Regions from separate parts of the Homo sapiens genome. Here region 1 is linked to region 2. A link is a contact called in ENCODE Hi-C or POLR2A ChIA-PET data. All regions are on one chromosome and are shown on one strand. The core of a region is the stretch at or near the end of the contact, and the rest is flanking DNA. Distances in the headings are between cores, read along the strand shown.

The links. A loop is a pair of places that touch in the nucleus more often than their neighbours do. ChIA-PET counts read pairs that join two places held with the same protein, here RNA polymerase II (POLR2A). Pooled maps may share reads with other maps.
Region 1: a loop to region 2 is called in a pooled map, with 6 times the contacts of the local background. The contact joins the enhancer-like site here to the promoter of ICOS in region 2. A Hi-C loop is called at or near these places in 8 of 50 pooled maps. POLR2A ChIA-PET finds 5 or more read pairs at or near these places in 10 of 52 experiments (CD4-positive, alpha-beta T cell, CD4-positive, alpha-beta memory T cell, PC-3 and 5 more).

Annotation. Positions count from the first base shown.
Region 1 is chr2:203,738,499-203,743,553 of GRCh38, forward strand. CD28 (CD28 molecule) reads left to right here. Exons shown (of 4, transcript NM_006139.4): 4 at 1-414. Among named protein-coding and RNA genes, the nearest start is that of CD28, 34 kb to the left of the region's middle. Within about 2 kb of position 3,238, at least 4 of the 41 ENCODE cell types and tissues checked have a DNase peak (open chromatin) inside an H3K27ac peak, as active enhancers do; they include CD4-positive, alpha-beta T cell, where a contact is called at or near this core.
Region 2 is chr2:203,933,825-203,938,569 of GRCh38, forward strand. It overlaps ICOS (inducible T cell costimulator), which reads left to right and starts at 2,939. Exons shown (of 5, transcript NM_012092.4): 1 at 2,939-3,048. The coding sequence starts at 2,991. LOC101927840 (a long non-coding RNA gene) reads right to left here. Exons shown (of 4, transcript XR_427213.4): 2 at 3,493-3,564; 3 at 2,284-2,377.

The DNA of each region.
Region 1 (5,055 bases), core at 1,988-4,487, 200 kb before region 2:
GCCATTTGAGGCTCAGAAAGTCTCTCTTTCCTATAGATATATGCATACTTTCTGACATATAGGAATGTATCAGGAATACTCAACCATCACAGGCATGTTCCTACCTCAGGGCCTTTACATGTCCTGTTTACTCTGTCTAGAATGTCCTTCTGTAGATGACCTGGCTTGCCTCGTCACCCTTCAGGTCCTTGCTCAAGTGTCATCTTCTCCCCTAGTTAAACTACCCCACACCCTGTCTGCTTTCCTTGCTTATTTTTCTCCATAGCATTTTACCATCTCTTACATTAGACATTTTTCTTATTTATTTGTAGTTTATAAGCTTCATGAGGCAAGTAACTTTGCTTTGTTTCTTGCTGTATCTCCAGTGCCCAGAGCAGTGCCTGGTATATAATAAATATTTATTGACTGAGTGAATGAGTTTTACATGGCCTTATGAATTAACGGTGAGTCTAAATGTTATAATCATACTTTGAGAGGGAGAAAGCCAGTTCTATTTTCTACTTTCCTCTTAAGAAGTTCAAAAATTCATTTTATTAAAAAAACAGGAGGTAAAATATATACACAGCCAAATCTAGTGAAAGAAAATCTGATGAATATAAGTTCATTTACGTTTTAGAAATTTTTGTGCAGTGAGGAAAACCAGTACTGTTAGAAAAGTCATGCCAACTCAGCCACTGTCAGGAGTAAGTTGATTTTCCATTGAAGTCCCCAAATTCCCTCTTAATGGAGTATTGGCTATATCTTAAACATATCTTTAGTTTAAGACTTCTGAAAATGTTGTCTTTGTCTAAAATGTTAAAATCCCATCCTACTACTGACCTGCTACTCTTTTTTCTGGGGTGATTTTACCCCCAACAAATTCTATAAATGCCTTCTCTGGCTCTGATTCAAAAAGTGCTCACAAATGGAAATGCTGGGGACAGAAAATTTCAACTTCTTCACCTGTCATACTCATATCATAGCTGAACACTCTAATAGCACACACACACACACACACACACACACACACAGACCCACACACACACACACACACCCCTATCATCTTCTGGGTAGGGGAAGGGAAAGGCGCTTGAACAACAGACACAAGAGCTGGTCTAATAATTCATGTAGCACCTTCTGTTTCCTTCGTTGAAATTTTACTCTGAAGGTGACTCAGAGTCAATTAAATTGGTGTGCAATGAGTTCATCTCTAAACTGATTCTTTTCTTTGGTGAAATGAAGCTTATTAAACTTAATAAAGGTAATTAAACTTGAAAAAGATGAGCTTATATGTCTCTTACTACTCCAAGAAAGACTGAACTCAGCTGGTTACTCATGGATAGTTCAATAAGACAAATCAAATCAATTGGAAAGGAACGAGATGGGTAAAAAAAAAAAAGCCATTAAATGAATCTGCTCAATAAGCACTCCTTTACCATGCTAATAAAAATAATGTAACCCAGTTCTGTAAAAAGGTTCTAGTACTTTGAAACTCAAGTTCAAAACAAAATAAAATGCAAACTTCGCTTCACCTAACACCTCCCACAACATTCTAGCTACCCAACTGGGTGAATATTGTAATTGCCCACAACCCCGAATTCACTTTTTCCCTCCAGTATGATAAAACAGATTGATTCCCTTTTAAAGCAATACCCTTTCTTCTCTCCCATCTTGTCGGTATCAGAGATAATGGATAGGTGAGAAAAAATTAAAGAAGCTTCTGGATTCATTGTAATGGGGACCTAACCATCACACTATGCAGCAGCAAATGGGATGGTCTGGAAAGCAGACCAGAACCTTGTCTGGTAACTTTGCTTCTAATGTCTGTCTGTGTTTCCTAAACTGAGGCCTAACTCTTGACTTTTTGACAGTGGTGCTCATAAGAAAGTTTGGGGCTGGGCACGGTCACTCATGCCTGTAATGTCAGCACTTTGGGAGGCTAATGCAGGAGGATCACTTGAGTCTAGGAGTTCAAGACCAGCTTGAACAACATAGGGAGACCCTGTCTGTATTAAAAAAAAAAATTAGCCAGACGTGATGGTGCAGGCCTGTAGTCCCAGCTACTTAGGAGGCTGAGGCTGCAGTGAACTGGGATCATACCCCTTCAAGAACACATGTGAATGGTGGGGCCTCTCAGCTTTCTCTGATTTGGCAACCCAGAAGAAATATGTGCTTTCTCTTTGAAGATTCACAGGATCCTAGCACTTGGAAACCTAGGCCACTGTCCAGAGCAGAAGGTCACACAATTTCTCAGAGTGACTTTTGTTCATTTCAGGGTGTTGACACCGGGCCCAACACTTGAAAATTGCTTGAGATGATAAATTGCTTGAGGTGATCAAAGAATATATCAGCTCTTCAAAGCTGACCTCATTCTTGGTGCAACTCTCAGGGCCAGAATGTGTGCTTCCCGAAGCTCATTTTCCTATCTGATTTGCCTGTTGAAACTCTGTGAAAGACCCTTGAATGCTAGGAATTTGAAGGGACAAAAAGTTGAAGAAAGGTGAATGGATTTCAGGGTGGAAGTGGACTGGATTTTACTCTCACTTCATCAGGCAGAGCTATCTCAGTGATAAATTGAAACTCTCCTCTGGCTCCAAAGAACAAATCATGAGCTGGGTGGAAATGTCAGTTGAGAAGAAGAGCAGCAAACAGCTTTGTTTTCCTATAGTTGTGGTTTTACATGGTGATGATGACACACGAAGATGAAAATGTGCAGCATGAACTCCAGTTGTTATCTGAGTGAGCATCTCTGCCAACACTGAAGGATATGTGTGGGTGTCACCTGAAAACAAAGAGAAAGACAGAGAGAGAAAAAGAAGAAAAGGAGGCCCTGTTTCGGAAAGAAGAGCCAGTTAATCAAAGATCAGCAGTGACAAGTGGCGCTGTTTATTTCATGAGCTTTATATGTGATTTCCTTCCCCTTGCTAATCTCGTCTGAATTTATTCTCTGGACTAAATATATTTGCATCTGGTGACTGAGGAAGGGGTGGAAAAGGTGACCTTGAATGGGCATCGGGGTAGTTACCATAGTTATTTAGTCATTTCTTCAGTCTCTTGGGCACACACTTAGCTTCCCAAATGGAGGTTTCTGCTAACTTTTGAGAACCTGTGACATATTACACAGGGAAGACAAACTTCAGGTGGTTGTTGGGGACCCTCTTTTATCCCCAACCCTATGCAATGCTTGTTTCATTTGCTTTATGTTTCTCCTTCCTCTCTTCTACTTCATTCATTCTAGAACTAGTTAATGGGCACCTGCCCAGCACTAAGATGTGGGCTAGGTACAGGGATGTGGCAGTGTGCAGCACAGATATTACCTCCACACTTCCGAAGTGTAGAGTGTCTGCTTTGTATATTACTTCAGTTTTTTTTTTCTTTTCCTGCCCCCTATATCCTGCTTCTAGGGGTAACCACTTAGTCTTGATTTTGGGACTTAGATCTTAATGTGGCTACTTGATAGCCTTTGTTGGTTTGCCTGAAATTCATTTCTTTGACATGTTCCTATTTAACATCTCTAACTCTTTCAATGTCATAGATCAGGAATCAGCAAATTTTTTTCTGTTAAGGGCCAGATAGTAAATATTTTAGGCTTTGTGACTATACTGTCTCTTATAGATAATAAGTTTTGCCACTGTAGTGTGAAAGCAGCCATAAACAATATATAAACAAATAAGCATGGCTGCATTCCAATAAACCTTTATTTATGGATATTGATATGTGAAGTTCGTGTGATTTTCATGTCATGCAATATTACTTTTCCTTTGTTTTTTTCCCCCAACCATTTATAGATGGAAAATCCATTTTTAGTTCATGGGCTGTACAAAGGCAGGTAGTGGGCTGGACATGGCTTATGGGCTACGGTTTGCTGATCCTTGACTTAGATCTAAGCTGCAACCTTAGCTATAGGCTTATTTTTGAGTTCCAGCCACCTTCTACATTTTTAGGGCCAGAAGGAATTGGTTTGAATGTGTGTAAAGGCTTCTTGGGAGTGCTGAGAGTCAAGCATCTCTTTTGAAAGAAGGACATGGATCAATAAAGAAGAAGGAAGAGCTTTCATCTAAGGAAAGCCATTTGAGGTAGAAGAAATGGGAAGTTATAAGCAAAGGGAATGAGAAGCTGTTTCAGGAAGACAGAGTCTTCTGTATATTATTATTATTAATTTTGACAGAGTCTTGCTCTGTCACCCAGGCTGGAGTACAGTAGCATGATCTCAGCTCACTACATCCTCTGCCTCTCGGGGTCAAGCGATTCTCATGCCTCAGTCTCCTCAGTAGCTGGGATGATAGGCACACGCCACCACTCCCGGCTAATTTTTTTATTTTTTATTTTTATTTTTAGTAGAGATGGGGTTTCACCATGTTGGCGAGGCTGGTCTCGAACGCCTGGCCTCAAGTGATCCACCCACCACGGCCTCCCAAAGTGTTGGGATTACAGGCATGAGCCACTGTGCCTGGCCTATATTATTGATGAAAGCCTAAACATCTTGGGAGCTCTTGTTACTCTTTTCTCAAGTCCTTTCTACTCTTTTCCCTCTTTTCTAGGCATCACATCCTTGTAATCTCCAAGGAAACAAATTTCTTTCTTTCTTTTTTTTTTTTTTGAGATGGAGTCTCGATCTATCGCCCAGGCTGGAGTGCAGTGGCACTATCTCCGCTCACTGCAAGCTCTGCCTCCTGGTTCATGCCATTCTCCTGCCTCAGCCTCCCGAGTAGATGGGACTACAGGCATCCGCCACCCACCACCACGCCTGGCTAATTTTTTGTATTTTTAGTAGAGACAGGGTTTCACCATGTTAGCCAGGATGGTCTCGATCTCCTGACCTCGTGATCCGCCCACCTTGGCCTCCCAAAGTGCTGGGATTATAGGCATGAGCCACCGCGCCCGGCCAGGAAACAAATGCACAGAAGGAAGGGGGCAGAAAATGGTCTGTGTCCAATGTGATGAACAGGCTTGACTTCCCTGCTAATTCTTCCCTATGTAGTACATCCAAATCCAACTCTGGGTGGGTAGAGATCAGAAGCAGCTGTCTCAGAATTGGCCTCCTACTTTCTACCTATCTCATGTTTCCAGTCTGCA
Region 2 (4,745 bases), core at 1,689-4,188:
AGAAGGCTGGTTGGTGGTACCACTCAACAGTATAGGCAAGGTAGGAGTTGAAGCAATTGTGATTAGGAAGGACCTCTCACTTTTGATGCTTGTCCCTTTCAGAATGGCAAACCAAGCTTAGGTGAAGCCTAGATATTTGGGGGTTACTTTCTAACCCTATTGCTTGGACTCAACCATGCTGGTGTCTGAGCTCCTCTACTCAGACAAATGTTGCTTTCAGTAAGTTGCAAGCAAAGCAAAAGAAAGACATTCACCTACGGCCCTTCAGAAAAGCAAGCATGCTGCATGATGAACTCTGGTGCCCAGGAGGCAAGAAATAAAAAACACTTTTAATGTAACCAACTTTCCATGCCCCACCCTCACCCCAGGCGTCTGCATACACAAATCAAAACCATCTTAAGTCATGGAATGAAAAAAAATTAAAAGCAAACTAAAAGCACTTCCTGTGAGGTGAATGGAAATTTTTGCCCAGTTAATTTTCCAGGCACGTGAAAGCAGTTCTGAATATTTTAAACCACAAGTACTTGTATTCTTGACCAAGATTTTTGAGAAGGCGAGGCATGGGAAGGATCATTGAAACAGGACTTTGACATAAAACATTGTTTACATAGAAGTGAGCTCTTCTCCACTATCGGATCAATTTACCACCCAGTGTCTGACAAACTGAGAAGCGAGAGGGTTGGGAAAAAGCAAAGAGATACATATCAAACAAAACCACACATATCCAGTTGAACTAAAGCTGAATTTAACCATAACTTGTGCAACTTTTCTCCCCTTGAGGTAGAAACATTACACCTCCAATTGACCAGGACATCTTTTTTTGCATTCAAATTATCTTGGAATTTCCTCTAGGACCTAAGTATCCTTCCACCATGAAAATAGGAGACCAAAAAAAGTAATGCTTCCAGTAATTTCTAGCCAAATAAATGAGGATAAGTGTGTGAGTGTGGTGGGGTAGTTAAGAGTTTGGAATCCAGAGTTTCACTGTCTGGATTTGAACAGGCTCCGTTGCTCATCAGCTCTGTGACTCCGGGCAAATGACTGAATCTCTCTAACTCTCAGTTTTCTCATCTATGAAATGAGAATAAGTAACAGACTCTCCCTCGCTGAGTTGTTTGAGAACGGGATCAGACAATGCACGTGGAGCCCCGTGTCTGGCACACACTATGTCCTCATTGCATATTTATTATTAGGTTTCTGCTTTGTATTTTTCTCTGTGCAACAGCCCTGAGCTCTAGAACTTATGACAGCTTTTCTCAAGTGAAGTTAAAGTTCCCCATACTCAGTTCCAGAGCTAGGCCTCACCTAGGTTGGAAGAAGTCAATTGTTCTCCACTGCCTGCCTGTGTGCTGGGAAAGGACTCTAGCACAGTGCCGGTGGGGCTGGAAGCCTTTCCTCATGATGCTACGGGGAGTACAGTGAAAAGGGAGGAGATTGGGGTAGCAAGGTCCCAGGGGTCCTGGCAGCCCAGGCTCTACTTCTCAGGCTAGCTCAGTCCCTCAAACAGCTTCCTTCACACCCACTGCTGAGACCCAGGAGCCCTACAGAAGGTAGCTAGGGGAAGCTTCAGCAGCTAGGGGGATCCCTGCAGGATCAGCCTCCTCCTTACCTTGCAGACCCCTTGGCTGTGGTCTGGCATTCCTAGTGGCTGGCCTAAAGCCCCAAACCTGGAATCTGTTTCAGAGCCTGGACCTTTTGGACTCACACCTTGGTTTCCCTGGCCAGCTGATTTCAGCTTCTCATCTAAATGTCATTTCTGCAGGCTAAGGGAAGTCCAGCCTGGATCTAGCATCTTGGAAGCGCGTTCAGACTTCTGGATGGAGGGATCAGCAGGCCTTGGTATTGGTGGTTCTACCTGCTTCGGTTAAGAGTGAGGACTCTGGAGCCAGACTCTCTAAATCATAGCACTGACACTTACTATATGACTTGGGCCAGGTTCGTTACCTGTCTGTGCCTCAGTTTTCCTCATCTGTAAAATGGGAGATTAGTGGTCACCATTGGGATGATTAAGAAGATTAAATGAGTTAATGTATGTATAAACTATAGTTATAATGTAAATATATATACAAACAGTAACCATTTACATGCATATAAAACATAATATAAATGTAATATTAGCTATATTCATATATAAAAATAGGTATATTTTATATATAAAATATATTACATTTAATTTTTTACATTTTGCATTAAGATATATTATTTCATATAAAACATTTAAGTACATATACATATAATTATCTATGTAATTATTATTGTTATTGTTGTTATTGTCTACTTTACCTCCCTGCAGGGATGGGGAGACCACGGCAGGCTTTTAAACATTCTTGGTCTCACTGAGCCGTAGGTGAGGAATCCCTGGTTCCTACAGACTCTGCTGTAATATGAGGAGCAGGGTTTAAGTTAGTTTAAAACTGACCCCATCATTTGAAACATTGCAATCTACAATGAATGCCACATAAATATCATTTCTCAGATTCCTATGATGCTCTTCTTTCAGATCTTTTCACTTCAATTTCTATAATAATTTTGTTTGTTTCTTGTCCTATTTCAAAGGCTTTCTTATCTCTGGAGCACCTAGCATAAGATAGAAATGTGTCAAAATATATGTTTTATTCATCATGTGAGTATTTTTAGGTCCTGTTAACCCCCATAACTATTGATTCAGAGAAGTAGGGTGGTTCTGAAAAATACAGGCATAATCTCTTTAACTTGTTTTATAGGAACCAGAATAAGGGTAATGTTTTCCTCTGTCTTCAAAATCATCAATAATCCATGCATTGTTTAACTCATGTCATAAGCAATAATGCCTTTCATATAGCCATTGGCATCAAAGAAGAAACACCCCCTTGATTTGATGGTAAGCGTGACACTACATAAACTCCCAGAAAACCCACTTCCTTTCCAGCAAATAGAAAACAACCGAGAGCCTGAATTCACTGTCAGCTTTGAACACTGAACGCGAGGACTGTTAACTGTTTCTGGCAAACATGAAGTCAGGCCTCTGGTATTTCTTTCTCTTCTGCTTGCGCATTAAAGTTTTAACAGGTAAGTGGTGTATTGAATATTTCTTATTAAGTTATAATTCAAGTAAACATTAAGAAAAAGCAAAGGTAGAAAAATTACGCACCCAAAAGACAGTGGTTTTGGTTTTTGAAAGTAGGAATAGTTTCAGGATATGGCCAAGGGCACCATGTCACTCATGTCACTGTGGATGGCATTGAGTTTGCATTGCTGCCTTTGATACTGTGTCTTGAGATGAAAAACATGTTTCATCAGACCATTAAATTTTTAAATTACCTGCTTGGAGTTACCTGTCAGTGGATAAACTAGCAGAGTGGCTTACTGTTCTTAGAGAAAGATGAAAGGCAAAATGACTTGTGTCAACAGAATGAAAATTAAATAGCTCTGGCATTTGGACTGGGAATTCTTTCTGTGGTAGAAAATAAAATGGGAAGTCTTTGAAAAGAAGGATTTTGATTTTAATCTTACCTGGATGATCTGTTATCTGAAATGTCCAGGGCACCATAGAGTTTTTATTGACACTAAGTATCAGAGTTCACCCTAAAAAGCCAAGGAGGAAAGGATAATGTAAAAATACTTCCTAGCCCCTGTAGACCTTACAAAAAAGATCATTCTGGAGTCCCTGATTCCTTCTCTTGAATGGCATATAGCAGACTCTATATGGACAATTTAAATAATGCTACATACAATGTAAGTTAATACACGTGTTTCTGCTGCTTTTTACTGTATATAATTTGTACTACTTTTGTTTTCTCTTTCACACTGAGCCCTATTCTTGAGGTTGAAAAAAGGAAAGTTAAGTAATATTAAATAACTTAAATAATCAAATAAACTAAAAGTGAAGGCAGAACTTTTAGTAGGTATGATCCTATCTAGGGATACATTTTTTCAGTGGCAAAAAAATAGACCTTACTGTTCTTACAAAAAATGAAAAAAAAATGAAATCAAATTGATCAAATGTTTCATCTTGTGCTGGCTCAAAGTGAGTTAAGTGCAGTTAAGAGGATTGAGGAATGTAGAATGAGCACAAGGACAGTTTTGGGCTACTTGCTGGTTTATGCCTTTTCTAGAATCTCATGAAGTCCTTTAGCGGCATGAATGACATGAGCAGCTTTGGAATTTATATTCATTCTTCATTCATCCATTTACTCATGTAGCATTGAGCACCTGCCTGGTAGCAGGTACTGTGCCAGATGGTGTATGTACAAGGATGAGCAAAACCAGGTCAACCCCTGTTCTTTGGAAGGTAACTGCATGGTAGAGAGAGATATATTAATCAAATAATCCCATTGATTAATGATAATTACAGGCAAAACTCAATTATATGAGGGAATGTAACAAGGAGCTTGACTAGACTGGGTGGGTGTGGAGGTGTAGCTGAGGAGCAGGGTTCATTGAAGTCTTTCCTGTGCAAGTGGCACTTGAGCGGAGATTTCAAGGACAAGGTAGCAATCAATGGGGAGAACGGTATGAAGGTAGGGAAGAACGTTCCATACCATGGAAGGAACAAGTGCAAAGAGCCTGTGGCAGGAAGGAATGAGGTAAGGTTAGGGAACTAGAAGAAAGCAGACAGATGTGCCTGAGCACAAAGAGGGAAGAGGCTGAGCTTGGTCCAAGATGACCAACTGGTCCAAGTTGGTCCAAGGTGAGGCTGGAAAGGAAAGTAGAGGCCAGACCATTCAGACCATATAGTCTATGTTCCAGATTTTGGATATTCTTCC